3 separate regions of the Homo sapiens genome follow, and regions 2 and 3 are each linked to region 1. A link is a loop called in an ENCODE intact Hi-C map of the cell type or tissue named here. Cell type or tissue: endothelial cell of umbilical vein. All regions are shown on one strand. Links, peaks and the distances in the headings refer to the core of each region. The heading gives the core; the rest is flanking DNA.

Region 1 (10,097 bases), core at 3,131-8,130:
CTCACACACCCATGCATGGCGCCTTCTCGCAGCTTTGCTCCTGACTGCAACAAACTGAAAACAACCTGAATGTCCTTTGATAAGGCACTGGAGAAATCAAACGTGGCGGCTCCTTCTGACGGGTGGTGACGCGGGACCTGGAGGGAGGGAGGAGAGGCACGAGACAGACACCGCATGGAGACCCTTGCCGTGAGGCCACACAGACCATGGGGCGGGGGCTGTGCCGGGGACAAAAGGCAATTAACTTTATCTGTAATATTTTGACTTATTTCAAAAACAGGAGAACAGCCCTACAGGACAAACTGTCCATGGTTCTTAACGCGAGAGAGGGTGGAACAGGCACACGCATTACCACACACCAAGGTGCAGCTCCGGGACCCTCGGCAATCGCTCAGGCCCGCCTCTCACTCAACAGGTAGGGAGACTGAGGCCAGGGAGGAGGAGGAGCTCAGCCTGCAGGGACCTTAGAACACGCTAGTCCTACCAGCCCAGAGAGACAGCTACCTGCCTCCACTCCTGCACGGCCTGGCGAGGGCAGCAGCCAGCCTCCTGCGTGGGTGTGAGGACGTTCCCCGGACGAGCCCGGGACACGGAGGGCACGGGGAGCTAGCACCCAGGGGCAGCTCCAGGTCAGGCGACGGCCCCTCCCTCTACCTGCTCCCCCCATGGCACCGCCAACCCAGCACACCCAGCGACGCCAGCAACGTCACAGCCAGTAACCTAGATTTTAACCAAGAAATCACACACCCCCTTTCTCTGCCCCACTTATGGGCTTGCCGAACAGAAAAACCATGACAAGAAACCCAGACTGTGGCATCCAGAGCCAAACTGTATGGTAGGTGGGCGGGAGCAGGCCTGGCCTCCCAGCCGCCCACTTTCCACCTCGCTGGCATCAGCGACACCCGTGCAAAGGCAGAGAATGCCGCGCAGCACCTGCGGCCTGGACAAAGCCCTGCAGGAACATGGCCTTGAGGGTGTCCCCACCCCTCAGCCCCAATGGGACTGTACCTCGTGTGGTCTGAGTACGGGGGAGTTGGAGGGAAGGACTCACCAGAGCAGCTGCCTCCCGTCCCCACCCAACACACATCCGGGACTCCACAGAGCCGCTTCCTGGCTGCGGTCCTGCTGACTCCCCAAAAACCCATCAAGGCAGGTGGGCGTGAGGGCTTCTAGCTCACGAAGTCCAGGCGATGTGAGGGCTTAAGGCTGACCCAGCACCCAGGGGCAGATGCATGGGACAAGTCACGAGGCTTCACCGTGCTCCCAGCAAACCCGACACCCAGCCCTGGCTCCCATCACCCCAAACACACCAAGGCCCAAGGTCACATTGGAGCAGCAGGGGGCTGTGCAGGGAGGACCCTGGGAAGATGTTTGGATACGATGGGTCTGTTTCCATCTCCATGGTGCAGCTCCCTGACCCGTCGGCAACCCGTCGGCAGGGCCCTGTCTGGCTGCCATTGTCGGCAGGGCACTGTCTGGCTGCCATCAATGGGGGATGTCCTCAGGGACTGTAGGGGTGCCCAGCCTGTCTGGGGTTCTGCCCTGGGACTGGAGCCCATGGACAGAGCTCCTTCCCAACAGGGGCCCTGGGTGGGCCTTGGGAGCCTTCCCCAGCAGCCTCTGGCTGGTCCCCTGCCTTCCCTGGGGTGGCTGTCAGCAGGGGCAGAGGGAAAGCGCACATGGGGCGGATTCCCCGGAGGCCTCAGCCAGCCGGGTCCACAAGCACTGACATCCTGTACGGCCTCTGTGGTGAGCCGGAGCCCGGTGTGCTCTGCCCTCAGGAAGGGCCAATTCCGTAGCTAGCAAAGCTCCCAGTCTCAGGACAAATCAAGCCCTACCCCCTACCACTAAAAGAAAACAAAAGCTGTGAAGCCCAGATCGAGGTGGCCTGTGAGCTGGCATTCTGTGGGATTCATGCAAACACAGCAATATACATTTAAACCAAGTGCGGAGTTCTCAGGAAGACACCACGGAGCCCAGAGCACCTGCTGGCAAGGCAGTGGCTTCTCCTGCAGGCGGAGAGGGAGCCAGGTTGGCCAAAGCAGTGGTTACCCTGCTGTCCCGGCTGTGGTGACAGACGCTGCACAGGGACCCAGCTGGCCTAGGGGTCCAAGCTGGTGGGTGGTCCTGGCCCCCTCTGCCCCCAACCAGCACTGCAGGAGGGGAAGGGCAGGGGGGCGTCCCATCAGGGCACAGGGATATGCGTGGTGGGGTGGAGAGAGTCCCTACACTGCCCCTCGGGGTCCACCACCTGCCCGTGGCTGGCATTATGCACCCGCACCCAGGCCCAGGCCGCTGCACACAGGCCCTGCATGCAGACCAGCCAGGTGGCCAGCCCAGACACACAGTCAGGTTGCAGGGACACCCGATCCTGGGCACCAACTGTGGGACTCTGCCCAGCAAAGCCTGAACAGTCTCCAGAGGCTGTAACCAGGAATCTCCAATTAGGGCAACCTGGGTTTGTGGGGCCCAGGACGGGGAGCAGCCCTCCTTGAAAGAAAGGAACGGAGAGGAGGGGGAGCGACTGCTCACTCGGCTCAGCACACTGGGCGCTTCCTGGCCCATCCCTGGCGCGGGGCCTGGAGAGGTGGTGGCAAAGGGGCTGGGTTCAGGGGACTCTCTAGACCTGGCCGGGTGAGGCGCAGACTGAGGTTAAAGGGGAAGTAGGCGGGTCCTCCCGTACACCGCGTGGCGCCAGGCCCTTCACAGACGGGGAACGTGAACCCTGGGGCAGGTCCCTGGGCCACGGGACACCTGCGTTTCCTCATCTATCCAGTGGAGACAAGACCCTTCCTACAGGCTGGCAGAGTCTCCTAGGAGTTCTTGTCTCATCCAGGACCAAGTCTGAACCCCATGGTGAACAGAGCTCTGCCACCTCCTCCAGGCTTGGTGGGGGGCTCCCCTGTGGCCCCGCAGGCCTCCGGCCCAGTGGCCTCCTGAGCCACCCGGGTCCCAGGCAGGCCCCGCTTCCCAGCCAGGTGGTGTGGGGCTCCACCCCGCCGCGTTACCTGCATAGCTGCCGGAGGCCTTGATGTACATCTGGCCGTACTGCTCCTCCACCATGGTGTCGTAGGCCTCGTCGTCCTCCTCGTCCTCCTCGTTGTGGTACGAGGTGGGGCTGTCGGTGGTGGGCAGGCTGCTGGCGCCTGGACTGGTCCGCTCCCCCTGGGGGTAGGGCATCTGCTGGATGCCGGGGATGAGGGTGGCCAGGCTGGGCACCCCGTAGTAGGAGACACGGGGCAGTTTGAGAGGGGCTGTGCCCGCCGCCACCGCAGCCCCCGCGGCCACCGCCACGCCGTCCCGGGGCCCCGTCTCCAGCGGGCGCTTGGGGGCCAGGCCTGGGCCGGCCGGCGGCAGCTCCATGGCTTCATGCTTTACTCGGGTCAGCAGCGGGATGGGCACCGAGGGGGACACGACGTAGGGGGCCGCGGCGGCGGCGGCCGGCTGCAGCTGGTTGCAGGGGCTCTGGGGCTCGGAGCCGGCGTCCTCGATCACAGCGGTCTGCGAGTCGCAGTGGGGCGAGCTCACCTTGAACATGAGGTCGGTGCCGCGCTCCACGATGTGCTGGATCTGCAGGAAGCCGGCCGTGTACATGACCACGAGCTGCTCGCTGGCCGTCATGGTGAGCCTGCCCGTGTAGCAGAAGGACAGGATCTGCTGGAAGCAGGCGGGCGGCACGGAGCCGGGCAGCTCGAAGGCGCTCTTGCTGTTGCCGCTGAACAGGTCGCGGAAGTAGAGGCTGCTGGCGGCCAGCACCGCCCGGTGGGCCTTGAAGGCCTGGCCCTTGACCACGATGGACACATCGCAGTAGAGGCCCAGCAGGCGCTGCTCGTTCAGGCAGCCCAGCACTGTGTTCCCGAAGTTGGGGATCTCGATGTGCAGCATCTGAGACATGGCGGGCGGGCAGCGGCGGGGCTGGGCTCTCAGCGCGGGGCGGCCCTAGCGGGGCTCATCTGTGGGGGGCAGGAGGCACGTGGTCAGTTCCTCCAGGTCACGGGCTCCCCGCTCAAGGGGCCGTTCCCACCCCCTCCTCCCCCGCCGGGGGCTTACAAAGAGCGAGCCTTCCGCACGCGCCCTCCCCCGCCCCTCCTGGCTGGGACACTCCAGAGAAGGGACACGGGGTCTCCCAGACCCCCTGGCAGACGGGCAAGAGGGCCCGGCCAGCACTGCTGCAGATCCCCGGGGTGCTGCCCGGCAGGAGTGCGCCCACGCCACTCCCAGGGGGCTGCTCTTAGCGACTCGGTCTCAGCAGGCGAGGAGGAGCGCAGGCCTGAACCTGCCCCGGGACAGGAGGTGGGGGCCGCCGGGGGAGCCTCTGGGCAAACCTGCAGCCACTCTCCTCCCCTCAAAAAAGTTCCAGCCCGCACAGGAGCTCCCGGGAGGGGCCGCGCTGGAGCAGCGGGGAAGGAGGGAGGGAGGGGGGTCTCTGGAGCTGTGCAGTTTGCGGTTTGCTTTCCCTCTCTTCCCTCCGAGCAGCCTCGCAGAGGGCCCCTGCGGGGAAGGCGGGCCAGCGTCCCCTAGTCCCCCTGAGCCTCCCGGGCAGGTAGGGAATGGCTGGGGGTGCCGGGAAGTCCGCTGAAGCCGCGTCCACTCCTCCCTCGCGCAGAGAGACCACCCTGGGCGCGCCCGCTCCGTTCTCCCGTGCTCTCCTGGCTCGGACCAGACCCAGGTTCCCAAGCCGCCGCCAGGGCAGGAGTTGGGAAGCCTGTCGCAGCCCCACTCGCGGACGCCCCCCACCCCGCTCGCCTCGCTCCCCACGCGGGCCAATCCCGACGGCCCGGCCCCAACCCAGGTGACTACAGGGGTCCCAGCCCTCGCCGGGCTGCCCGGACCCCGGGGCTGGGAGCTGGGGAGGGCGCCGCTGTTTATCTGGTGCGGACTCCGGAGGGGGCGGGGGCGGCCCAGAAGGCGCCAGCCCAACTCCGCAGGGCCGCACAAAGGCCGCTGTGTCCCACGGGAGGAAAGTGCGGGCGGCCGCAGAGGCGCCGGGTGGCGGGAGGAGGGCGGAGCCACCGCGCCGGGAGCTGGGCAGGTGGACGCGCGCCGGGGGCGGCCCGCAGTGCCCCCGCTGCGGAGAAGTTGCCGGCCGGTCGGGAAGACCTACCTTCAGCCGCTGCGGCCGCCGGCCGGCACTGCCCGCTCCGCCTGGCAGGACAGGCTCCCCGCACGCAGCCCGCCTGCCCAGCTGCTCCGCGAATGCAGCAAACGGAGCGGGAGCCCTGGGGCGGGGAGGGCGCAGGGAGCCGGCAAGGAGGAGGAGGAGGAGGAGGAGGAGGAGGAGGAGATGGTGGAGGAGGAGGAGGAGGAGGAGGGCAGAGCGCCTGGGCGCTGGGCTCGCGGCCGCAGCTCAGCTGCACCCAGGCCGGCCCTCCCGGGCAGCGCACCGCATCTCAATGAAGGGGCCGGATGCAGACGAACGTTCCGGCGGCTCGGGAATGAATAGCCGCCTTTGATTTGGGAGCCGAAGTAAATGCCAGCTCCCAGCCCCGGCTTTAAAAACAGTGGAGTGTTGGTGCCAGAGGAATGCGCGGCCCCGGGTGCTGGTACGAGACAGACTTTTGATGACTCACTGCAATGCAAACAAAGATGGCAGAAATACTGTACAGTAGTGGAGAAATGCTTCCCGGTGCCACGGCAACTGAGACAGCCTGGAAATTTATGGTGCAGTTTTGCATATGAATTACCCAGTAAACTGCCTCCCGGCCTTCCAGGACAGCCCCAGTGTCAAAGCATTTAAACTATTCCAAACAGTCTGCAGAGCTGGCAGAGCTGAACTCCTCCAGCGAGGGTGGGGAATGGGCAGAGGCGCCAGGGGGAGGGGGTGAGGGGGTCAGGACAGCTAGGGGAGCCAGGGAAGGGGAGGGGAGGTACAGCAGGGGGTGAAGAGAGGCACAGAAACGGCAGGCAGTGGGTGGGTGAGGCGGCACCCCAGGTCCTGGGGGCCTTAGAGCTGTGTCCTCTGCCCAGGCGGCAGGCCCGGGAGTCCAGCCCCAGCACCCCTCCCCATCCCACTCCCAGCGCCCTCCTGGCACTTTAAGAAAAGAGCGACTTTGTGGCCGGGCAACCAGGAGCCGGAAGGGGCAGCCCCGCCTGAGAGGTCCCAGCAGAGGGCAAAGCGGCCGCCTCGCTCCTCCCGCACACTCCTGGCTGCGGCCACACAGGCTGCACCTCCTGCCCAAGGGGGTCTGCAGCGTCTGGCTGTTATTGAGCCTTTTCCTGGGAAGGGGCTGCTGCTGTGCAGGACTTGTGGTGGCCCCGGGACCCCTCCAGAGAATGTGTACTTCATCCTGGGCTCATACCAGCCTCTCTGCGTGGGGCCCTGAGGCTGACCTCTGGACTGCCCAGCCTCAGTTTCCCTGCCACTGGCTGTGACCCCCAGGAAGAGCACATTCCACCCAAAAGAAGGGGCAGGGTCCAGGCTCGAGGCCTTGAGGTGAGCCCCCTCCTGCTTGGCCAGCTGCCTCCACCACCCTCGGGGTAACCCTGGCAGCAGGATGCGGAGGAGGCCCGAACAGGCCTGGTGGGAGGCAAGGCGACACAGCCCTGCCCCTCACTCCCGGCGCCCCTCTGAGGCATCCGGAGACCAGAGAGAGGGCCATCTGGCTCCTCCCTAGTCACACACCATGGGCTCAGCTTCTCCAGACCAGACAAAAAGCCACTGAATGGGGACGGGAAGAGATCCAGGTGCGGGGAAGCTGCCGGCAAAGGCCCGTGGAGGTGGCTTCGTGCCTAGTGTTTTCTGCCTCCTACAAGGGGCTGGTGACAACTCAAGGAGACTGGGATGGGGGCGTTTACAGAAACGTCCCCACTCGGCCATGCTGATGAGCTGGGCTCCACCGGGCCAGGAGACACAGGGCCCAGCTGTCACCCTCCCCGCCACACCCTCCACCCTCAGGTCCCCACTTAGTTTCTGCCTCATCCAGGAAGTCTGCCAAGTGCCCTCATAAGCTCGGCAAGGGCTGAATGCTGGACACAACCCGGGCAGGGGGGTACAAGAGAGGGGCCTGTGCAACACAGCACAGAGGGCAGAGGCCCCTAGACAGCTCCCTTCACAGACCCACTGCGCCCACCACCAGGAGCCTCCCAGAGAGCCCGTGGCTTCTGTTGTGGGCAACTTCGCCCCAAGGACGGGGGGGTAGGGATGTCTGAGTCATACAGGGGCTTTTGTACCAAAAGAGGGGACAGGCAGAGGCCAGCACGGCGCACCGGTTCCTGGGGGTCCCAAGTACCTGGGCTGGGTAGGGCAGCAGCCAGGGCTGACACAGACAGCAAGGGACAATGTAGGCTCTCAGCCTGTCCCTTCCAGCAGCAAGAGGGTCCTGGCCTGTTGGCAAGGCTGAAATCCTAGGTCCCGTGGGCACCAGCCACTTCCTGTAAGGACACCTCAGCCTCAGACGCTGAGCTGTGAACTGGGGTTATGATTTACCCTCAGATGGTTCCTGGGGGTGAATGGAACAATGTTTGTGAAGCCGGCGGCTGAAGCCTCACACACAGAAAGCCGGTGATGCCTGCAACCTGCTGTGACCTGGGCAGGAGAGCAGCTCTCAGCTGGGCATCCAGGTGGGCGTCTTAACGCCCAGCCCAGTTCGGCCTGCGTCCGCACCTCAGGAGCTGGAGCCCCAGGGCTGGGGGACAGACCAGCTCTCCCAGAGAAGGGACCATTATTCCCTTTGAAGGTGATGGGGCCGTGTGGTCCCTGGGGATCGAGGACAACTGGAGCTTTTGCTGGCTTGTCCTCAGGCCACCTGCACCGGTGAGGCTGCAGCCCCACGCCCCAGCCTGCTGAGAGCCGGACAGGAGCTGGTTTTAGGTTGCTTTCTTGGAAGGCTCAAGAACAAAGCTGAACTTTAGGAGAAAAGAATAAAATAAAGGCTTGGCTCACGCCCCCAGGGCCAGGAAAGCAGACACACGGGGGCTGACCCTCCTGCTACACCCAGAGAGGAGGGGGCCGAGGGCCCAGGTGGGCCCAGGGACGTGAGCAGAGCTGTCTGCTCAGGAGGGCAGGGGCCAAGCCTGGTTCTCAGACATCAGGGCATCCCCACCCTCCCCTGCACATTCTCCAGTGACTCAGTTTCCCCACCACTTTGCTTCCCAAGCAACACCTCCTATTGTTTCCCCTTCTCGGTGAGATTCAACACACTCATTCACTTATGGAAAGTTCTGCAGAGCCAGGCAAAAAATCAGAGGTCGCCAACTTTGTTTACCCCAGCCATCCTCAGGGTTGTGGCACCAACGACCCTTGCTCTCAAAACGCCCTTCAGAACAGAACCCACTTTGGAGAACCTCTGCAGGTGACCCAAGGCCCGAGTCCACTCCCTGCAGCTGTGCCAGCCTTCGGTGCCCCACCCCACACAGACACACAGAGGAGGCTGGGTTCCTCTGAGCCCACAAGCCACCCTCAGGAATAAGAAAATACAGGTGGCTGTGGTGTCGGAGTGGGGGGTCTCTCCTCTGCAGAGCCTCACTTGAGGAAGGCTGAGATCCAGGCCTGCCCTGCCCTGGGGTTAGGGGTTGCCCACCATGATGAGCCCCATACCCAGCAACCTGCCGATGGGTGAGAGGAGCCCGCGGGGAGGACAGGGGCTCACTGGAACTGCAGCCAGACGCGCACACAGGGGTTGGGGCAGCGTCTCCAGAACGACCCCCCTGCCTGAGTGTCGTCCCGGCAGGATTCACACAAGGACACAGGTTACAAGGTTGGTGCCAGGCCAGGGCACCTGGGTCCTGGCATCAAGTACCCAGGAGCAGAGGCTCTGGCAGGTACAAGACCCCTGAAAGCATCCCCCAGGCCAGAGGACTGGGACAGGGACCAGTCAGGCAGCCCAACAGGAGGAGCCCTTTTCCTGGGGCCCAGCCAGGCAGCTCCATGGTCTGAGGGCCTCGCCCAGAGTCCCCAGAAACCCTGCCCCCTCCACCCCTAGATTGTAAAGCACTTTCTAAGCCCAGCACAGCAAACCAGAGGAATGCGGCACTGAATTTCTGCAGGATCACCACCAGCAAGGGGAAGGGAGGCGAGAAAAATTAAATTAAATTAAATTATCTTGCAGGATTTAATTTCACCAATCTAATAAGAGGTTCTGGACCTCAGCAAATGCACAGCCATTAAACACGTGGTAGAGGAAGGAGAGAGGCGGGGCACGGGAAACGTTCTGCGGAGGGGAGAGTCCCTCTACCCCGAGCCCCGGCCCCTGGTGGAGACTGCCTGGCAGTTAGTTAAGTGAGGACATCTCCTAAAAGGTCAATCGAAGGCGCTCCTGGAGCGTGAGAAGGTGTGGGGATGGGGCGGGCCTGCTGTGCCAGGTGCTCTGGAGTCAGCAGGAGCACAGGGGGTGTTAGGAATACAGTCTGGGGGCTGCTACCCCGTGGACCTTGCCCACCTCCGCGCAACGCCTTCCCTTTCCCATACGGTGCAGGCTCCAGGAGGATTTGCTTTGACCCTATACCTTCAGAAAAGAGGCCCTAGGGAGGACAAGGGGGCGGCAGGGGGCCCGGAGGTTAACCCTGGGGGGTAGAGGCTGCCCAGCTCCGGATGTGCCAGGGCCTCAGGGAGCTGGGTGTGGCACCAGCTTAGCCCTCAGGTTTGCATTAAACTTTTAAAATGCCAGAAAGCAGAGCTGGGCTGCCCGGAGGCCTGGCTGCTAATGGAACCACCAGCTCCATGCAGATGAGATGCAGCAGCTCTGGGCCAGGGCCCTCGGCGGCCAGGAACTCCCCCCAACCCCGAGGCCCCCACAAAAGCCAGGATGGCGTGTGCCGTGTGCTCACCTCCCCGCTACTGGACATACAGATGAGGAAACTGAGACCTCACAGTCGGGAGGCAGCGGGGCCAGGCCCCTAGCCATCATCCTTCCTGGGTGGTCTCTGGTCATCAAGTCACAAGAGCCAGAGAGGATGCCTGGCCCCGCCCAACAGACCCCGGGTAGCTACGACCCTGACCTGCCAGGGCCCTAAGGACTCTGTGGCAGAGAGGAGAGTTCCACCCAGGAAAGGGGCGCAAAGGCCCCCAGCTTCAGGGTCACAGAGGTACGGGGGGTCTCTGGGATGACGGGCCCCCTCGGACTATCACTGTCGCCCCAGCCTGGGAGGTGGAGGAGAGC
Region 2 (10,097 bases), core at 3,218-8,217, 63 kb before region 1:
CATAAATGAAGCTGCTTTATGGAGCACGAGCAGAGGGAAAATGACTGCGCCCAGCCTGATTTATCTGCTCAGACGCTTTGTAGTGCTTCAGATTAATAAAAATATTTAATAAAGAATCAAGATGGTTTATCTGTAATGCAAAGAGAATCACATTGCCTATATTTTTATTACAGAAAAATTGGAAGCAGGAAGAAATAATGATATAAGCTACTGTATAAATGACAAAAATACCCATTCTGGTTATGTGCTTTGCGCTACAATCCCGCGCCGCCCTATAAACATAATCTATTCGCGTGCCTCTTTCAGCTGATTCCAGAGCCTGCTCTGCACTGTGGAGTTTAATATCACCCTGTTCTCAACTGCACAGGGAAGTGATTAAATAAGAAATAAATTCGGCTGTCATTGCATTTAAAATCAAATCAAGGATCATTTGTTACTCCAAATGAAGCAGTTCTCCTTCCCTGCCCGTAAGTAGGCTGCTGTTCGCTGAACCATTTAGGAATGTATATATAGTAAACTCGCCGCATAATGCCTTGTACTCTGATATGATCTTTATGGGGCCGCTCCGAGCGCGGGGAGCGCCCATAAGCAGCACATGGCTTTTTTAATTTGAAGTTACAGGTATGAGACTTCGCAGTCCATCCAAGTCTTATTGGAGGGGACCCATGTGAGATGTGGGGGCCACTGCCCAGGACCCCTCCCCCTGCACCCCTGCTCAGCTACAACCAGCCCTCCTGTCCTCAGAGGAGGACAGGGGAGGGGAAGGAGCTAAGTCAGGTCCTCAGCGATGCACCCCTAACCCCAACCCTACCCTAAAGGGCAGGAGGGGCTGGGAAGCCGCTAAGAGGCGGGAACTGGAGGAGAGGGCTCTGCTGGGCTCCGTAGTGGGTGGGGAGTGCCGGGCGATGGGATGGCACAACGGGCCCCATCCTGTGCATCCTCCTCACCTAGAGTTACCGTCTCCAGGCTCAAGCGCCCCCCATGCCTGGCAGTGGCCGAGAAACACAGAGGGGCTGGAGGGGACAAGGAAGCGGAGCAAGTCGACTTGGGGAAACGCCTGGAGGGCATCGTGGGCAGCTGTATGAGGGGCCAGCCCAGTTGCTGGGCTAGCTTGAGGGCGGCAAGCAGCTGTCCCGTCATGCCCGTGTCCCCATCCTGTGGCTGCAGCATAAAAGCCCACAGCCTGGAGGGCTTAACTCAACAGACGCTTGTCCTCTCATTCTAGAGGCCGGATGCCCAAAATCAGGAACAGCCAGGCTCCTTCTGAGGCCCCTTCGGTCCTCCTGGTGCCGCCCACCCTTGGGTCCCGGGTTCTGTGGCTGCAGGTCTCTGCCCTGAGTGCCTGCGTCTCTAACTCCCCTTCCTGTAAGGACGGTTTGTGGGGGCACACTGGATGAGGGGCCCCCCACTCCAAGATGGGCTCATCTAAACCAATCGCTTCTGCAATGACTCCATTCCCAAATAAGGTCCCCTGCGGAGGTTCTGGGGGTTGGGACTTGGACGTATCTTTTTGGGAGGACACAGTTCAGCCCGTGGCAGTCACCCTCACACGGGTCTTATCTGTTCTTATCCGGCATCCATGGGTTGGAGAGAGGCGGAGTGACGGATTAGTGCATTTCCTGAAACTTTAAACCTTTAAATGCTAAAGCCAGCCGGGCGCGGGGCTCAAGGCTGTAATCCCAGCACTTTGGGAGGCTGAGGCGGGCAGATCACATGATGTAAGGAGTTCGAGACCAGCCTGACCAGCATGTTGAAACCCCCTTTCTACTAAAAATACAAAAATTAGTCGAGCCTAGTGGCATGTGCCTGTAATCCCAGCTACTCAGGAGGCTGAGGCAGGAGAATCGCTTGAACCTGGGAGGCAGAAGTTGTAGTGAGCCAAGACTGTGCCACTGCACTCCAGCCTGGGTGACAGAGTGAGACTCCTTGTCTCAATAATAAATAAATAAATAAATAAATAAATAAATAAATAAATAAATAAATAAATGCTAAAGCCTATTAGGCTATTTTTTGTTGGAAAGTCTCCTAAAATTCACCTCCTAGTGTCCCGCCTTATCTGGGAGAGCCTGGGAATCAGGCGGGGAGAGCTTCCTGGAGGTGGTGTCGGCCTCCTCTCCCTGCCTTTTTCCCCCTTCTACCAGAAGGAAGGCCATAAGCCGCCACCCGCCACTGGGCCCTGGCCTGGCCCTTCTGGCCAGGGCTCCCATACCCGCCATTGTGTCCTGGGCATGCGGCCTTGCTGACGCTGTCTCCTCCCCCAGCTGCTGAACACGGGTGGGTCAGTCTCCAAGCTTCAAGCTTCTTGACCCCTGTGAAGCGCTCTGCTCACGTGTTGGTTGGGACTCGGGTGAACACGAGGCAGCGGAGGCAATCAGAAAGGACGCGCTGAGGGCTGCGCTTACCCCCATCTCTCTTTCCCTGGGGTAGGCCCCTTCCTCCTGCTCCTCCTGAATGCTGGCACCTGCGCAGCCCTCTGCCATGACTCCAGAGCCAACCCATGCTCACAACCTCCACGTGCTGCCCCCAGCTGGCCTGGGCACTCGGCCTCCCCCTCTCCTAGGTCCAGAGAACGGGTCTGAAAGCCTGTGGGGGCCAACAGCAGCGGCCTGTTCCCCAACCTGCACCTCCAGCCCAGGCTGTCCTCCTCATCCTGCGTTCCCGGGCCTGGTGTGGAGCTGGACACGTCCCGAATGTCCCTGTGTCCCTGCGCAGGCATCAGGTCTGAAATGCCATCGGTGCTTCAGGCTCTCGTGTCCGCGTGGCCGGCAGGATGCTTCTTCTGAAGTGGACCGAGAGCCGTTCACTCGTGCCAAGGGGTGTTTGAGAACGGAGCCAAGTGCAGGGCCTGCAGGGGCGGTGCTGGAGGGTGAGGGGCGCCAAGGGCTGTGGCCGGGCCCCTGCAGCCTCCCTGTCTGCCCTGGGGCCCCCTCAGCTTAGTCCCCTGCCACAGCCAGTGCCAGCAGCAGGCGAGACTGGAGGGGGCCTAGAGGACCTGGCCTGCCCCACTCCCAGGTGGGGAGGTTGAGGCCCAGGGAGGGGAAGGAGATCTGGCTTCAGGGTGAGATGGGCAGGGCAGGAATGCTGGCCCTGCCCAGCGTGAGCTTGAGCAAAACACCCCACCCTGAACCTTTGCTTCCTTCCACAGAAAATGAGGGTGTCCATGGCGCCCGCCTCGGGGGGTTCCTGGGAGGAAGCACCCAGGGCCAGCCTGGGGGGCACGCGGTGGGCGGTTGGTGCACACACAGGCCCTTGGCTCTGACAGGCCTGGAGCAGTGCAGGGGTGCCGTGCCGGGTCCTCAGCACCGGCTCCCAGGCAGCCAGGGACTTCCCGGAGCTCCCTGGTCACCAACCCAGGCTTGATGGAGGCCCCGGCTGCATCTCTGACCCCTGACCCCTGACCCCAGCCTGCACCAAGCCCCACACGTGACTGGAATTTCGCCTGCACGTTCGGCCTGGTACTCACAGGAGGCTCCGAGCAGCCCACCCTTTCGGACAAGCTGGTCGGGGCCTCTGGTGGTCCAGCCCTCCACTGCCATTCCCGGGGGGCCTGGGCCCCTGCCCCTCCCCTGGCTGGAGACATGGGGGTGCAGCCCCTCTGTCCAGGCCCAGCAAGCCGGGATCCCATCCGGCCAGAGTCCACACTGCCTCTGCCAAGTACGTGACGGTTAATGTCATCACCGTGTGCACAGCCCTCTGTGTTACAGTGTGTAATATAAACTCAAAAATTAATTTTCTCACCTTCAAAAAGCGTCTTTAACTGCTCCTGAAAGGAAATATGGCTAAAACCATAATTTTAACGTCAATTCTTATTAGAAGGTCACGTTTGACCAAATTCTTTTGTTAGCTCATGACTTTGCATTTTCTCCTCCTTAGAAAAAAAATCTCCTTTATCTGCTTTAGCCCCGATTTTAAAAATGCCCAAAGGGGCTGGGTGCGGTGGCTCATGCCTGTAATCCCAGCACTTTGAGAGGCCGAGGTAGGTGGATCACCTGAGGTCAGGAGTTCAGGACCAGCCCGGCTAACATGACAAAACCCCATCTCTACTAAAAATACAAAAATTAGCTGGGTATGGTGGCATGCACCTGTAATCCCAGCTACTCGGGAAGCTGAGGCAGGAGAATCACTTGAACCTGGGAGGTAGAGGTTGCAGTGAGCTGATATTGCACCACTGCACTCCAGCGTGAGCAACAGAGAGAGACTCCATCTCAAAAAATAATAATAATAAAATAAATAAACAAATAAATAAATAAATAAATAAATATGCCCAAAGGAAAATTAAACAGTCCTATCCCTGCCCAGTCTTATGTCTGCAGGTGGCAAGCGTGGTTGCAGGATGACCTTGGGTCACTCTGGGATGTAAGGGTTTTCCAGACTCCACGCCGGGTTCTGACACTGGCCCCCGTGAGCTCGGGCCCGTGTGGTCACAGGCCAGTTGTCAGAGGATCCTTGGTCCCAAGGGAAACTGTGTGGCGTTGCAGAAGGGGGTGCCCCTCTTTCTGCTGTTGGGGACCACAAGCCAGAGTGGATCCCCTCCTCCAGTATGGGTCCCCCTGGGAGCCCACAGGATCCTGAGGCAGGACCCCTAGGTGATCTCTGCCATGAGCAGCCCCCGTCCTTGGCCCCCGCCCATCCTCTGGCCTCTGGGGCCGGGCGGAGCGCGGGGCGTTGGTGCAGGAGGGCTGGGGTTGCACATCCTCCAGGACCTGAGCATCTGCTGGATTTTTCTCAAATGATGAGCACGCCCCTCCCTGGGTGGGGAGTCTCCCTGGGTTGGGAGTGTGTGGCCAGCTTTGGGATTCCCAGAGTCCCTCAGAGCCTCAGGGGCTGCTCCCCGGGGACCCGACTCACAAGCCAGGTGTCACAGGAGGCGACTCCAGGGCACTGCTCGCTGGAAGCAGGTAGGGCCCAGACAGTCAAGAGGTGATGCAGGGACCAGCGAGGTGGCCCCACCCTCATAGTGCCCCGCCTGATGGGGCCCGCTTGGGCTGGGGGCTCCTGGAGACAGACTGGCAGGCTGCTGGCTCTACCATCGTTCAGCAGAACCTCATGCGTAAGAAGTAGGGGAAGGCATGGGATCATCATCCCCTCCTGATAGAGAAGCTGAGCCGCAAGTGGGACTCCTAAGAGGAGACGCCTGGAGACGCCTTTAGTCTTAATATGTTCCCGTGTGTGCATATGTGCACGTGTGTGTGTCTGTGTGCACAGGCGCGTTGGGGTACAAGAGTGAACACAGCACCCGGGAGCATTCCGCATCTGCTCACAGTCTCAGCCTGAGGCAGCCGGGCCAGGCTTGCTGGAAAACAAGCCCCGGGATCGGACCAAGCAGCTGCCCCTCCTCGCACTCTGCCTGGCAGCCCCCAAGGCAATGGGAGAGTCCCAGAGCCACCTCCAAGCCCCCAGAGTGTTTGGTAAGTAAGCGGAGGCCGAGGGTCCCCAGCCTGAGGCGTGGAGCTGGGCCCCTTCCTCTGGGCCCCTGGGGGAGGTGGGTGCACCGTGTTCCCCGGGCAGCTCTGTCCCGAAGGCTCGCAGGCCCCTCCCTTCAGCAGGTTGATTTTCAGTGCCCAGAGAACAACAAATCACTCTCTGACAATAATGGGGATGAACAGACACTTAATTATGAGGCCACGAGACAGCGCGATTATTAATTTTAAATTGTGCAACCCAGTCCTGAAGGCTGAGCCTGGAGTGCTATCCCAGGGGCTCACGGGAGCCTGGGAGCCTCAGGGCTGGCCGGAGCTCAGAGACTCGGCTGGGCACTGGACTTGGGGGACACAGGGCCCTGAGGCTAGGGGACTCCTGGGTGGCCCTGACCTCCCCCTCCCCACAGCAGAAGGCCCAGGGAGATGGCTCTGCAGAGCCTGGCGTGGTCTGGGCTGCAGTCTACCTCCACAGGTTGATGGGGGTGTGGGTGGGGCCAGGACTCTGGCCCCCCCAAGAGGCTGCTCTGCCAGCGTGCTCCAGGGCTGATGAGGGTGTGACTGCACCAGCTCCTCACATCCACTGGGGGCCAATTCTGGCAGAGTGGGCCCACGCGGGGGTGGCCGAACCCTTCCCAAAGCAGTGGCGGGGGGCTTTACTCTCTGCCTGGCTGAGGCCTAGGCCTACGACCACTCTCCTAGCCAGAGTAGGTGTCGATGCTCAGTGTCTGCTGGGCAAGGAGGGCACCTCAGAGGAGCTGCAGGGACCCTTGGAGGGAATCCCAAAGGCAGATAAGATCCCAGGTCCCTGGAGAGCCACGACCAGACACGCAGCATCAGCTCCCGTATAGAAGCTCAAGGTGGAAACCTTGGGCGCCAGTGCAGGGCTGACCTTGAAAGGTGATAGGGTGGCCGGTCCCCAAGGCTCGGTGACACTCATGTTCCTTTCTAGGGCTCCTCAACTCTTCCGAAATTTGCCATCTCCTAAAGTTCTTTAATCTCTAGCCACGGGGGTTCCGGATTTCCTCCGGGTCTACGGGGACTCAGGGACTGCAGAGGCAGCTGTGGGGGGTGGCATGGAGGACACAGCCCTGGACAGAATGGGGACACAACAGGGCCTGGAGCCCTGGGGGAGGCTGCAAGGCTGAGCGCATCCGGGGACAGACTCCCGGCTGACTCCTGTGGGAGGCCGGCGAGCAGCCCGGTGCCAGGCCAGGCAGCTTGTGCGACCGACTGCGCAGCAAGCTGTCGGTGCTGGTGGCACTTGGCAGGCGGCGGCGGGAAGGGGATGTTTGCAGACTGCCGGCGACAGCTTCCCGGCTGAAACCTCCCCGGTTAGACTACGCAGAAGTGAGCAGTGCCCGCGGGCGGGTCTTGGAGGAGCGAGAGGCAGCAGAGGGGCTGCTGGGGCTGTTGGGCCCTTCTGGGGGCCTCCCACCGGGCCTGCCCCCCCGCCCCCCGCTGTGGGCCTGGCCTGGGGCCTGGATCCAAGCCAGCACCCCCACACCCTGCAGGCTCCTGGATTCCGGTCTCTGGGGCAGTCATGATGGGCACCGGGGGAGAATTTGAGGGAGGGCTCAGTGGGGAGGGGGCCTCGGACCCCTGTGATGGGAGGCCCCTTCTCTGTCTGTTATCCCAGGTGCGCTGCAGGGCTGAGGTGGGCAGAACCCGCCCTGTCCGTTTTGGGTAAATTCCTTCCCCAGGAGCTGTGGGAGCATCTGCAGGCAGAGACGGGGCAGGCTTGCTGTGGTGGCGTTGCCATTTGTCACTGTTACTGTTTTTTAATTCAGGAAGCACATGCACAAAGCATGCATGGAGCTGCTTCGTGGAGCAGACGGCGCCCCCCGGGCACCTCAGAGGGTCACACAGGGAGCAGAGAGCCAGCCTTGCGGCCTCTGGCCTCTGCAGGTGCAGCAGCTCCCCGACCTGCCCTCCCCAGCCCTCCCCTCTCCACGCCCCCCTTTAACCCCTCCCCTCCTGCCCTTTCCCTCCCCTCTCCACGCCCCCCTTTAACCCCTCCCCTCCCGCCCTTTCCCTCCCCTCTCCCCTCCCCTCCCGCCCTTTCCCTCCCCTCTCCACACCCCTCTTTAACCCCTCACTTCCCGCCCTTTCCTTCCCCTCTCTCCCCATCTCTCCTCTCCTCTCCCCTGTCTTGAAGTCAGACAGTCACATCACAGCCCCATCCTGTTTGATATCCCCAAGAACCCAGAGATGCCGTGTGCAGACCCCTACCCTCCTCCCTCATCCTGCCATTTTCAGGGTGCCCCTATATGTGGGGCCCTCTCTGCCGTGTGCCTCTAGCTGGAGGCAGAGGCCCCAGCAGCTTCCCCAGGCTCCCCATGGCAGGGCACAGACCTCACCCCTGGGATCTACCTGGGGTAGAGGCAGGGCCACTGGCACCTCCCAGGGCTTGGGCCCAACCTCCCTGGTGGCCTGCGCCCGTGAGTCTGGCAGGGTCTGGCCATGCAGGTCCCTCTGTTCTGGGCGTTCTGGGCCTCCTTCTCCTGTCTCTCCCGTGATTCCATGGGCTGCCCACCGTTCCCTGAGAAAAGCAGGCAGAGGTGGCTCCTGCCACTGTCACCAGAAGCCAAGTTTTCAGGCCAGCACTGCCCTCCCCCTTTAGGAACCAGGAAATGGAGGCTCTGAGAGCCAGTGGCATCCAGCCCTTGGGCTGTGATGGGCAGGGGAGCAGGGGCAGCCTGATGCCCAACCCAGGGGGACGGCAGGGCAGACACAGTCCTGAGCCCCTGTGTGCAAAGTAAGTGGGGGACACCGATCTAAACATACGAGTTCAGGCCATGGTGGCTCACGCCTGTAATCCCAGCGCTTTGGGAGGCTGAGGTGGGCAGATTGCTTGAGCTCAGGTGTTCGAGACCAGCCCGGGAAACATAGTGAGACCCCCCATCTCTACCAAAAATTAAAAAAAAAAAATTGGCCAGGTGTGGTGGTGCACACTTGTGGTCTCAGCTACTTAGGAGGCTGAGGTGGGAGAATCGCTTGAGTCCCGGAGATGGAGATTGCAGTGAGCTGCACTGCACAAGCCACTGCACTCCAGCCTGGCGACAGAGTAAGACCGGTCTGGAAAAATAAAATACAAACACGGGTTCTTGGAAAACCAGGACGAGGGCTGTGAACAAGGACGTTGCTGGAGTTGTGAGTGCGCTGTCACGTGAACAAGAGGCACCACTCGCCCTGTCCGAAGAGGCTCCCTGCTGGGGCGGCCACGACAAAAGGGAAGGTGTTCTCGGCACAGGGGTCGGGGTGGCCAAGACCACATGGCAGAGACCCGGCAGAGGACCAGACAGGATGGAGCGGGGTCTGGCGGGGAACAGAGCTGGGGGTCTTGAGCAAGGGGAGACCCCATGGGGTAAGGGAAGCTCACCAGAAAAGAACAGAACACCCACCTAAGTTTCTATTTTAAATAAACAATGAATTTTTAAAATAGAAATATGCCCCCAAATTGGATGGGTCATACACTAGAGATTGATTTGTTGTTAGTATGAAATGAGAATTTCACTGGGTGTTAAGTATTCTTATGTATTCCCTCTGGCCACCCTACCCAGAGGGTGAGGGACAGACCCTTGGAGCTCAACTGGCCACAGGGAAGACCCCTGCCACGGCTCACCCCTGCCCTGGGGGTCCTGATGTTCCCACCTAGGGCAGCCACCTCCCTCTGGGATCTCCCGGCTCTTTCATCCCAAGGTCCTTTCTTGGAGGTGACAAAGAGGGGCAGAGGAAAGCGCTGAGCCTGGCCCCACGCCAGGGCCCCCTTCCTGGAGGAAGGCAGGGCTTTACCTTGGTTGGCCCGGCTCCCAGGTGGCAGGTGGCCCCTGGCTAGACGCTCTGAAGGCCCCTGACACTTCCAGCATCCCAGCCTCCTGCCCAGGCTAGGGGTGCTCCTGCCTTGCTGGGCACCTGCAGGGCCTTAGGCTAGGCACAGAGAGGCCATGCGGCTCCCGGGGCAGCCCAGCCCTCGGCCAGGCCACCCGCCTGCACTGAGGCCTCTCTGCTCCCCGGAGCGGATGATAAATGTCTGCCAAGCAGTGATTACAAACAGTGCAGCTGCCGGTTACAGGAACTGTGGCCGGGCGGGCGTGGCTCTGCCGGCAGTTGCGAGGGCTCAGGCTTCGTCCGGTGTGGAGACTTGACTGCCCCCCTTCTTTTTCTGGAGGGACAAAAAGACCAGATTTATCGTGGCCATAAGAAATCGTCTGAGCACTTAGCAGCTTCCCGCCCCTGGTTTGAGGGGAAGTTGGGGCTGTGGGGGCTGAGATGGGCTGGCCTGCGGGGAGTGGGGGCTGGCCAGCTCCCAGAATCCCCCTTCCCGAGGCTGCTCCACCCACCAGGAGCACAGGGAGGCTGCTGCTGGGGGAGGGGCTGTGGCCGGGAAGTGCCCCCGCCCCCTTTCCCCACTGCCCTCGCTCAGCGAGGCTTTTCTCCTGGGAGAGACGGAAGAAGCCCCGACCAGCCAGGACAGGCTGGGGATTTAGGCCTCAAGGTTGTCCTTGAGGCCCAGGATGTCCAGCGGCAGCAGGCTCCCCTCCCGGGCCAGCCTCTGCCCTGCAGATGGGTGTCCCCTCTCCCAGCCCGGTCCTGTAAGAGTGGCCTGGGCCACATGGCTTCTCCCCTCTGAGCCTTGGTTTCCTTTCCTGCAAAATGGACAAAACGGGTGGATTCCAG
Region 3 (10,097 bases), core at 2,444-7,443, 84 kb before region 1:
GGCAGAATGAATGGTGGTGACTGTGGAGGGGACAGGGAAGAGGGCAGGGCATCCTTGCGGGGGAGCAATGCGGAGGGAGAGGAAGAGGAGAAGGGGGCTTCCAGTGGCCTGTGGGAGGGGAGGCCAGCAGGATTGGAGGGTGTGGGCCCAAGAGTGAAATCAAGGATGACTTGAAGACTTCCAGTGTGGGTGGCAGAGTGCAGGGCAGTGCCACCTTTTGAAGTAGGAGGCAGGAGGAGGAGCCATTGGCCAGGAAGGTGTTGGGTAGTTTTGGACACGGGGACCTGGATGTGCTGGGGGCATTCACACGGAGGTGGCCTGGAGGCAGCTGGACCTACAGGACTGAAGTTGAGGAGAGAGGCCTGGGCTGGAGACAAACACTGGGCAGCCGGCCTGGGCCACGTAGCAAGACCCTCTACAAAAAATAAAAAAAATTAATGAGCTGGGCGTGGTGGTGCACACCTGTGGTCCCAGCTACTCAGAAGGCTGAGGTGGGAGGATCACCTGAGCCCAGGAGGTCCAGGCTGCAGTGCGCCGTGATGGCACCACTGCACTCCAGCCTGGGCAACACAGCAAGACCCCGTCCCAAAAAAACAAAACAAAACAAAAAAGTCAAACCAGTCATGAGCACACCAGCGGCAGCTGGAACTAAGAGGATGCCCACCCCCCTTCCCATGCAGAGGAGCTCATGAAGAAAACAGAGGAGTATGGTACTAGGAAAGTTCCAAGAGTGTGGCTCCATGAAACACAAGGCGGAGAAGATATTGAGGAGAAAATGGGGCCTGTAAGAGAAGAACCAGAAATATCACGTCATCTCAGGGAGCGTCTCCAGGGACCGGAAGGGGACTGGGGCCCAAGCCTGCCTGGCTGCAGATCTGGTATCTGCAGCCACAGTGATGCTGCATAACAAAACCGTCCTAAAACTCAGCGGGTAAAACAACCAACAGCTCTCCATCACTTCTCACAAGTCCACGGCTGGCTGGGTGGTGCTGCTGACCAAGCCAGGCTGGCAGGTGGGCTGGTCGGGATCCCTAGGCCCTCAGCCTCGGTCTCATGTTCCCCAGTGAGTTCCCACGGGAGTGTCTGGGATCCACCGCAGCAGGTTTTTCAGCCTTTGCTTGAGCCATGTTTGTTGATGTCCTCTGGACCAAAGTCAAAGAGGGAGGGGACAAAGTGACAGGGAAAGGATGGAGCCATGGGAAAGCCACCAAGAGGCCACAGATGCACCTGTTCCACCTTCCAAGAAGGCTGGGGGAACAGAGAGAGGAGGGCACCAGCCACGGGGTGCCCAGCAGCATGTTTACATTAGAGAGGCTGGGCGCGTTTCTGGGCTGAGCGTGAGAGCGGGCAGAGGGGAGGCTGGGGCTGGAGGAAGGAGGAGGGATGGGGTGGCTGGGGAGGGGGCTGAAGCTGTGGCCTCAGGGCATCCCGCTTGCTTCTGACAGGAAACATCTGAACCCCCCATCCTGGCATCAAACCTTCCCAGTCTCCCTGTTTCCTCCTGGCCACGGGCTTTACAGCGGGGGGACAGTGCCATCACAAGGACCCTGCAAGGGTCCACAGAGGCCACGCTAGCAAAGACTCAAGCCAAAGCTGACCTGAGTCCTGGAGGAACGCCTGTGCCCTCCCGTGGAAGGATAGGAGGTTCGTGGTACTCTGAGACCACTCCAGCCCCCACCCCGCTTCACCCACGAGGCTGTCAATTGATGGGTTCTCATTGTCTCCCCTCCTCTCATGGGTTTGAGGCTGTTTCCTATAACAAATTGCCACAAACTGGGGCTGGGGGGTGGTGCTTAAAACAATAGAAATGTATTTTCGCCCAGTTCTGAAGGCCGGAAGTCTGAAATCCAGGTGTTCATGGGCCACGCTCCCTCTGGAGCCACAGGGGAGGGTCCTTCCTGCCTCCTCCAGCTCCTGGGGACTCCGGGGTTCCTTGGCCTGTGGCCACATGGCTGTAGCCTCTGCCTCCATCTTCATGCAGCCTCTCCTCTTCCCATGGCTGTCCTTTGTGTGCCTCCCATGAGGACACTTGTCATTGGATTTGGGGCCACCCTAATCTAGGATGATCTTACCTGGAGATCCTGAACTTAATTACATCTGCAAAAACCCTTCTCCCCAAATGAGTTCCCACTACAGTTCCAGGGTTGGGACACAGATGTGTGTTTATCAGGGCCACCAACCAGCCACCAGAGAGGCTTCGGGCCCAACCCCCGGGTACAGCGGGAGCCCAGCAGGGGCTCCTTAGTGGCAGGTAGTTCCCACCCTGCTGGAGTCATCGGCCTCTGCCGTTCTGATGCTGTCCTTTTTGGACAAGGGCTTATGCTCCTCCTCCCTCATTGTCTGTGTCAGAAGTGGCTTCTTGTGTCTCGTGCAGCCAAAGCACTCAGGCTGGCCTGGCCTGGCCTGGCCCCTCACCCTGCATCCTGAGCCTCAGTGAAGCCCCTCCCTCCCTCACCCCTGGGTTGCTCCCGGCCATACCAGCACTCCTGCTTCTCTCCCTACCTCGAAGCCTGTGCCAACCTAGCCCATTCCTCAGGCTCAGGGCCTCCTCCTCCAGGAAGCCCGCCCTGGCTGCACCTCCTCTGGGACACTACTCGGCACACCAAGTGTGTCAGCAAGGAGCCTGGAAGTTGCTGGAAGCCACCTCCCTGTTGGTGGCAGCTCTGCCCCAGGCTGAGGTCAGCTGGCAGTACCTCCCCCCAGCCCCTGAACGTAGGAGAGGAACAGCAATGCCAGAGAGGTCTGGGGGGAGTCCCTCTCCAGTGGCCAGGCTGTCCTGAGGCCTCCCAGGCCCCACTCTCTGGGACTCCCTGGGGTGAGGGGCCAGCATGAAGGGAAGATCCCAGAGTCAAATGGCCCAGTCTGGCATCCACACTGTCTCTTCCCAGTCAAGAGGCCTGGGCAGGTTCTTTTCTTTCTGTCTTTTTTTTTTTTTTTTTTTGACAGAGTTTTGCTCTGTCACCAAGGCTGGAGTGCAGTGGCGCGATCTCAGCTCATTACAAACTCTGCCTCCTGGGTTCAAGTGATTCTCACGTCTAGGCCTCCTGAGTAGCTACGATGACAGGCGCTGCCCCCACACCCTACTAGTTTTTGTATTTTTAGCAGAGACGGGTTTTCGCCATGTTGGCCAGGTTGGTCTCGAACTCCTGACCTCAGGTGATCCGCCCGCCTTGGCCTCCCAAAGTGCTGGGATTACAGGCATGAGCCACTGTGCCTGGCCGGTTCTTTTCTTTCTGACCCTCCGTTTATCTTTCTAGGAGGGTTAGGCTTTGGTGTGGACATGGAGACACGACCCAGAGCCCCCTCTGAAAGAGGACCTGCTGCCCCCATCCCTCAGCCTCAGCCTCAGCCTCAGCCTCAGCCTCGGAGGCCACCTTTGAGGTCACACCCCTCCCTGCATGGCAGAGCTGAGTGGGGTGGCAAGACCCAGCCATTTCAGAGGGTCTCCCGGCAGGGAGCCCTCCCCTGAGCCCCCCGCCACCTGCCCCCTGCCCCCCGGCTGGCCAAGGCCTGCATGAAGGTTCAGCTTCTCCCTCTGCCCGACGCTGCCTCCCTGGGCTGATCCAGCAGGTGTGGTCCCCAGTGCACCCCAAACTCCATCTCAGCTTCTGCTTCCAGGGAACCCACCAGGCGGGCCCCCCTTGGTGCATTGGTCCATTGTGTGTTTAGTGCCTACTGTGCACTGGGTGCTGCTTTAGGCCCGGGGGTGCAGCAGGAAGAAGATAGACAAGGCTTCCGGTCTGCTGGAGAATGAGCCCCGTGCTCCTAGGGTGGGGGAGGGGCCGCTTCGGGGGCCTCTTCGTTGCAGCAACAGACCCCAGCTCTGACCAGTTCAGGCAGAAAAGGAATTCACGGAGGGGTTTCTGGGGCGCTCTCAGAACCTCCTGTGGCCAGGAGGACCAGGCTGGGCCCCAAGACCATGCTGCAGAGGGGCCTCCAGGAGAGCCCACCACCACAGCCACGCCAGGCACCCTACCCCAGCCCCAACCACAGCCACACCGGGCACCCTACCCCAGCCCCAACCACAGCCACGCCGGGCACCCTACCCCAGTCCCAACCACAGCCACGCCGGGCACCCTACCCCAGTCCCAACCACAGCCACGCCGGGCACCCTACCCCAGTCCCAACCACAGCCACGCCGGGCACCCTACCCCAGCCCCAACCACAGCTACAGGAGCAGGCTCCGCGGCGGTGGCGTCAGCCCTCGGAACTCCCTGCAGCTCTCAGGAAGGGGCAGGCCAGGTGCGTTGTCCTGGAGCTGCCTGCCAGTTCCCCCTGCCTCGTTTGGTCTGGGCGTAGCTGCCCAAGGCCCTGCAGGGAATCAGCGAAGGCCCAGGTGACAGATTCCCTGCATCTGCAGGGGCAGAGCCAGTCCTGGCCCGAGGCCTGGAGTGAGGCCACCCCAGCCTGCCCTGGCTCTTGCCATGGCCCTGAGAGTTCCCTGGAGGAGCCCCAGCTGCCCTGGGTGGTGGCAGCTAAGGACAAGGCCATCCTGCCCACGGTCTCCCCGACCCCTGCCTCGACTTAGCTCCCTGGGCAGATGTGGCCAGAGCCCCCAGCCCCCGTATGGTGTCAGCGCCTGGCTGGGCAGGCCAAGCAGGGTCTCCTGGCAAAGGGGGCTCCAAGTGTGACTGAGGTGGGGTGTGCCGCTCTCATCCACTGCACCCCCAGGTGGCCTGGACCCAACCCGAAACTCAACAAGCAGCAGCCTGGCCGTGGTGCCTCAAGCCAGCCACTAGAGGGTGCAGTTGAGCTGTCAGCCTGCCTGGAGGGGCGAGGTGGTGGGGGTGAGTGTGCAGGCGTGTGTGTGTGTGTGTGTGTGTGTGCGCGCGCGCGCGCGCCTGTGTGTGGGCGTGTTGTGTGCATGTGTGCATATGTGTGCACTGTGTATATGTGCCATGTGTATGCGTGCATGTGTCCGTGTGTGTATATGTGTGCGTGTGCATGTGTGCCATGTATGCATATGTGTGCATGTTCATGTGTGCGGGGGGGTGTGCACCTGTGTGTGGGCGTGTTGTGTGCATGTGTGCACTGTGCATATGTGCTGTGTGTGTGCATGCATATGTCTGCATGCATGTGTGTGTGCCATGTATGCATATGTGTGCATGTTTATGTGGGGGGGTGTGCATGTTGCTGTGCATGTATATATGGGTGCATGTGTGCCTGTGTGTGTGAATGACTCAGGGCCTCGGGGCCTGAGATTGCTGCTTCTGATCCACAAACCCTGCAGGGGGCCATGCGAGAGCCTGGGCTGGGAGCAGGAGCTGGCCTACAGGGGTGGGGGATGCCTGGAGCTCTAAGGACCCTGATAGCTCAGGCCAGCACCTCCAGAGAGGGGCACTGGAAATGGGCCGTAAAGGATGACTAAGAGTTCTCTAGGCAGCAGGAGGGAGGAGGTTGGAGGGCGGCACCGAGGCATTCTGACTCCCAGGCCCCTATGGGTGTGCTGGGAAACCCAGCTTGAAAAGCACAGCTCTGGTTCAACCCCCTGCAGCAGGAGACGCTCAGGTGCAGAGAGAGGAGTGGATGAGCATCTAGTCACTGGTCCTGCTCACTGAAAAAGCAGCATCAGGCCCCACACAGTCAGTCCCTGGGGACTCCAGGGTTCTCGGAACATGGTCCCCCACCCTGCCCACAAGGCCTCCCTCCGTTACTCTCCAGCAGCCCCGGAAAGGGACAGCCGCTGTAGGAGGGTCCTGGGGCTGCTGGAACAAGGCCCTGCAAACCAGGGTTCTTAAAACAATAGAAACGCATCCTCCCCTGTCTGGAGGCCAAAAACCCTAAGCCAAGGCCCTGGCTGGCTTGGCTGCTTTCAAGGCTCCGAAGGGGGGGTCTGTCCCAGCTTTCATGGCACTCCCTGGCCTGTGGTTGCATCACTCCAATCCCTGCCTCTGTCCTACGTGGCCTCTTCTCTGTGTCCTCTTCTCTTCTTATACAGATACCAGTCGTTGAATTCAGGGTCCACTCTAAATCCAGGATGATCTCATCTTGAGATTCTTAACTAATGATATTTGCAAAGAGTCTGCTTCCAAATAAAGCCACATTTGGAGGCTACAGGTAGACATGAGTTTTGGGGTCCCCTACTCAACTCACTGCACCCACGAAGAGGTTATAGGCATTCGCTAGGACAGGGCATGTCCTCGTCACCCTGCCCGGCCTCAACAGTCCCACCCTGTCCTTGCCCAGGGCAGGCCAAACCCATCTTCACCACACAAGTCTCCCATGAGCTTTGGCCTCAGCCTCTCAGCCAAGGTCTCAGGCCTCGTGACCTCAGAGGGGGGTCAGTTCCAAGTGTCCCGGCATGCAGAATGGGAATGGGATCGGGGGCCAGGGGGCAGGAAGGTGGCTACACCCCCACCCTCCAGGAGCCAAGGCATTGGGAGCTTGTGAAATGTGAGTGATCCCAAGGTTAATTAATTATTACATTAAAAATGCGCCCGTTAAGGGGCCCCGCAAACAGGAAAGTATTAATCACCCATTTCCTCAGACTGACAAGTGCATTTCCCTAAATTCCTTGGCTGCTGACTTAACCAAATGATAATCTCCCTGCTGCTGCCATTTCCCATGAAGTCACAGCTCATGAATATTCTAGCATCACAATTTGCTCTTTAAAAGGACGGACTTATTATTTCATTTTTAAGTTTGCTGTCATGAATAGTAATTTTCCAGCCCCTAAATAATGAAATGGCGGTGACCACTCTGGCCAGCCGGGACCCAGGAACTCAATGACACAACGGGGCTAGTCCCTGCCATGTGGGGGACGGGGGATGCCAGGTCGCCCTGCACCAGTTCCCAACTGCAGTCAGCCCATGGAAATAGCAGTTAATGGGTGGCCCTCCGCTTGGCACTTAACGGTTTATAAGCTGGTCCCCCTCCAGTTCCTATGTCTTTGCAGCCACTCTGTTCATTGGGCCACAGCAGTTTTGCCATAGGTAACTGAGGTTGGGAAGCACAGCCATGGAGTCAGACAGATGCCAAGTTCAAATCCTGACACTGCTGTTTGCCTGCTGTGTGATCTTGGGCAATCACTTAACTTCTCTGGGCCTTGATGTCCTCATCTGTACAATGGCATTGCAAACCAGGATTGGACCCCACACTCACCCAGTGCCAGGGCTGGTGTTTCTTCACCCTCTCTGCTGCCTCAGATCTAGAGAGACCAAGGACCAGGCCCCACTGGCCTGAAGTTTAGATCTTCTATTTTGATGGAACAGAAATGATGGCACCAAGGGCTGGACTGAGGAACAGCCACTACAGCTTCCCTGGGAGCAGCTTCCCAGGGTGGTTTCTATTACTTAATGCAATTCCAGGCTCTCCCAAGTGCCCAGGAAGCCGTGGCAGCTCACTGCACACATGTTTAAGTGGAAAATCCGATTTCACAACTCCTTTCCATAATTGTTCATGTGAGTAGGAGCTCCTCTTGATGCCCCCTTTCCAGAGATGGGTGGTGGCAAGTGGGAAGGGCCCTCCTCATGCCGTCCCTCCTCTGGGACTTGGCACCATCACCATGGCTGGCCTCCTTGTGCCCCGGCTGTTGCCAGAGGGAGCTTCCCTCCTGAAACCCCAAAGGGTCCCACCATGTCAGCCTCTCAGGATGGGAGCACCACCCCAGCTGGCCCCCAAGAAGACCGGCTCCGGGCCGCTCTGGGCTTCCATGCTTTTTGCACCCACAAAGCTTCTCCCCAGGCATCTACAGCCCAGCCCCTTCAGCCTGGCCCTCTCCCCTTCCCCCATCACCTGGCAGGAAGCCCCCACCAGGCTGGAGTTAGGACCCCCATGTCGTGGTCCCCCACATGCAGGTCCTCTGGGATCAGCGCATTGAGCACCCCAGATCCCCTTGTCTACCTCTGCCCTTTCTTGCCCTTGACAGAACAAGTCCAGGTCTTACCATTTCCCACACTGCGCTTGCCTGGGTGCAGGTAACAGCTCTGTCTGCATTTGCGCTGGATTTCTCTGAGTGAGTGAATGAATGAATGAACTCCTATCGGAGGGGCCAGCGATGCAAATTTCCCCTGAAAATGATAAACTGTTTATGGAGGGTGAGCCACTCACAGATGGCTCTGTGAATTATATTTTAATTTGCATGGCCTCCATCACAACTCACTTTTCAGAGCAATGGTAAGAAATGTGACTTCGATGGTAGGGACCCACAGGGCGACTCCCAGCAACCAGGGTATTGTCATGCAGGTCCCGGGGTTGGAGTAAACCTCCAGCATGCAATTAGTTGACAGCACTGTGTGAAAGTAAAGCATCGGCAACCCTTGGGTGAACGCTGTTGACTCAGGACCAGGGTTTTACTGTAACCAGATGTCTTTACCATCCCCGGGAATCATGTCACAGCGTCTGAGCGGGCCTACTTTCCGGAAGTCTGCGTGCTCTGGGCTGAAATGGCATTCGTGGAACTTGCAGTAATTTGTCACAGGGGCCTGGGGTGGAGGATGCTGGGGGGCAGGGCTGTCTCACACGAGTGATGTTTGGCGTCCTAGTTCCCGGGCACTAAACGCCAATAGGGCAACTCCTTGCCTCCCTGTGACAAGAACAACAACAGACTCTCCTGGAGGGGAGGGGATGACATCACCCCAGCTGAGAATTTGGTACCAGGGGGTTGCAGGCCAGGGGCACTCAAGAAAAGAAAAGAAACCGGAGCTTCTGTCCTCCCTGTGCTGGCTTCGCCTGGGCCCTTCCTGCTCTGGCTAGGCTGGGAAACCCTGGGCCCCAGAAAGCCCTCGTGGGGTGGGGTTAAGGGGCCCAGAGAGGGCAGGAGCTTTCTCAAGGCCATGGGGGTGGGCAGTGCAGAGAAGGGTGGGACCTGGGCCTCCGAAGCCCCTTCTGGGGCACTGTTGCCTGCTGGGACCTTTCACTGCATCCCTCCCTCTCTTCTGGGCCGGGGCACCCCTCAAGTGCACAGCCTCCACGAGGAACATCCGCCTGGCCAGGGGAGTGCTACGAGCATCAGGCCAGAGGGGCGGGGTTCTGGGAAGTCTCCCCAAGCACCTTCCCTGCTTCAGCCAGAGGAAAAGAGCAGGCAGGGAGCCCACAGAGGCTGCTAGGACCTCCTGCTCCTGCACCCAGGTCCAGAGGCACCGCCCAGGCAATCCAGGTGTGGTGGTGTCCCTCTCCAAGGTGCTGAAACGCCCCTATGCACCCAGGTCTAGAGGCACCGCCCAGGCAATCCAGGTGTGGCGGTGTCCCTCTCCAAGGTGCTGAAACGCCCCTAGCCTGGCCACGCTCCAGGCTGGAGTCCTTTCAGCCACAGGCCGCTATGAATTCCTGTCTCACCAACACTCCCCGGACACGCCAGGGCCCTTCACCAACACTCCTCACCATCCACATCTTTTTATTTAAAAATTCTAGTAAAATACGCATAACATAAAATTTACCATTTTAACCAGTTTTTAAGTGTGTAGTTCATTTATTTATTTACCTACTTTTTTTTTTTTTTTTAGATGGAGTCTCACTCTGTAGCCCAGGCTGGAGTGCAGTGGTGGGATCTCGGCTCACTGCAACCTCCGCCTCCTGGGTTCAAGCGAAATTCTGTCCCCATTAACACTGACTCTCCATTCCTCCCAGCCCCTGGCACCCACCTTTCTACTTTCTGTCTGTATGCAATTGATTACTCTAGGGACCTTATATAAGTGGAAGCATATAGTGTTTGTTCTTTTGCAGCTGGTTCATGTCACTTAGCACAATGTCCTCAAGGTTCATCATCCACATTGTAGCCTGTGTCAGAATTTCCTTCTTTTTTTTTTTTTTTTTTTTTTTGTTGGTGGAGTCTCACTTTGTCGCCCAGGCTGGAGTGCAGTGGCACGATCTCGGCTCACTGTAACTTCCGCCTCCCGGGTTCAAGTGATTCTCCTGCCTAGGCCTTCTGAGTAGCTGGGATTACAGGCGTGCGCCACCATGCCTAGCTAATTTTTGTATTTTCAGTAGAGACGGGGTTTCACCATGTTAGCCAGGCTGGTCTCAAACTCCTGACCTCGTGATCCACCTGCCTCAGCCTCCCAAAGTGCTGGGATTACAGGCATGAGCCACGCGCCCAGCCAATGTCCTTCCCTTTTAAGGCTGAGTAATATTCCATTGTATGAGTGGACCACACTGGT

Evidence for each region. Peaks named below come from ENCODE experiments on the same cell type or tissue, not always from the same donor. Only the 100,000 strongest peaks of a DNase experiment are listed, where the experiment ranks them.
Region 2: it touches region 1 in a loop (3.0-fold over the local background); 10 of 110 quality-filtered maps call a loop at or near these places.
Region 3: a loop joins it to region 1, with 6 times the contacts of the local background. A loop is called at or near these places in 15 of 110 quality-filtered maps.

Annotation. Positions count from the first base shown.
Region 1 is chr9:136,046,628-136,056,724 of GRCh38, forward strand. NACC2 (NACC family member 2) reads right to left here. Exons shown (of 6, transcript NM_144653.5): 2 at 3,009-3,953. The coding sequence starts at 3,894. Among named protein-coding and RNA genes, the nearest start is that of NACC2, 44 kb to the right of the region's middle. RefSeq lists enhancers at 4,518-5,094, 9,206-9,806, 9,807-10,097. In endothelial cell of umbilical vein, for the core only: no CTCF peak of the experiment used is centred there; DNase peaks (open chromatin) are centred at 5,014 and 5,604; H3K4me3 peaks cover 1,938 bases; H3K27ac peaks cover 2,494 bases.
Region 2 is chr9:135,983,380-135,993,476 of GRCh38, forward strand. No RefSeq gene overlaps it. Among named protein-coding and RNA genes, the nearest start is that of UBAC1, 27 kb to the left of the region's middle. RefSeq lists enhancers at 6,191-6,869, 7,547-8,224, 8,902-9,579, 9,540-9,599, 9,580-10,097. In endothelial cell of umbilical vein, for the core only: a CTCF peak has its summit at 6,035; no DNase peak of the experiment used is centred there.
Region 3 is chr9:135,962,983-135,973,079 of GRCh38, forward strand. No RefSeq gene overlaps it. Among named protein-coding and RNA genes, the nearest start is that of UBAC1, 6.7 kb to the left of the region's middle. RefSeq lists an enhancer at 5,469-6,102 and a silencer at 9,065-9,250. In endothelial cell of umbilical vein, for the core only: a CTCF peak has its summit at 4,728 (motif pointing right); DNase peaks (open chromatin) are centred at 4,759 and 6,499; H3K27ac peaks cover 1,449 bases.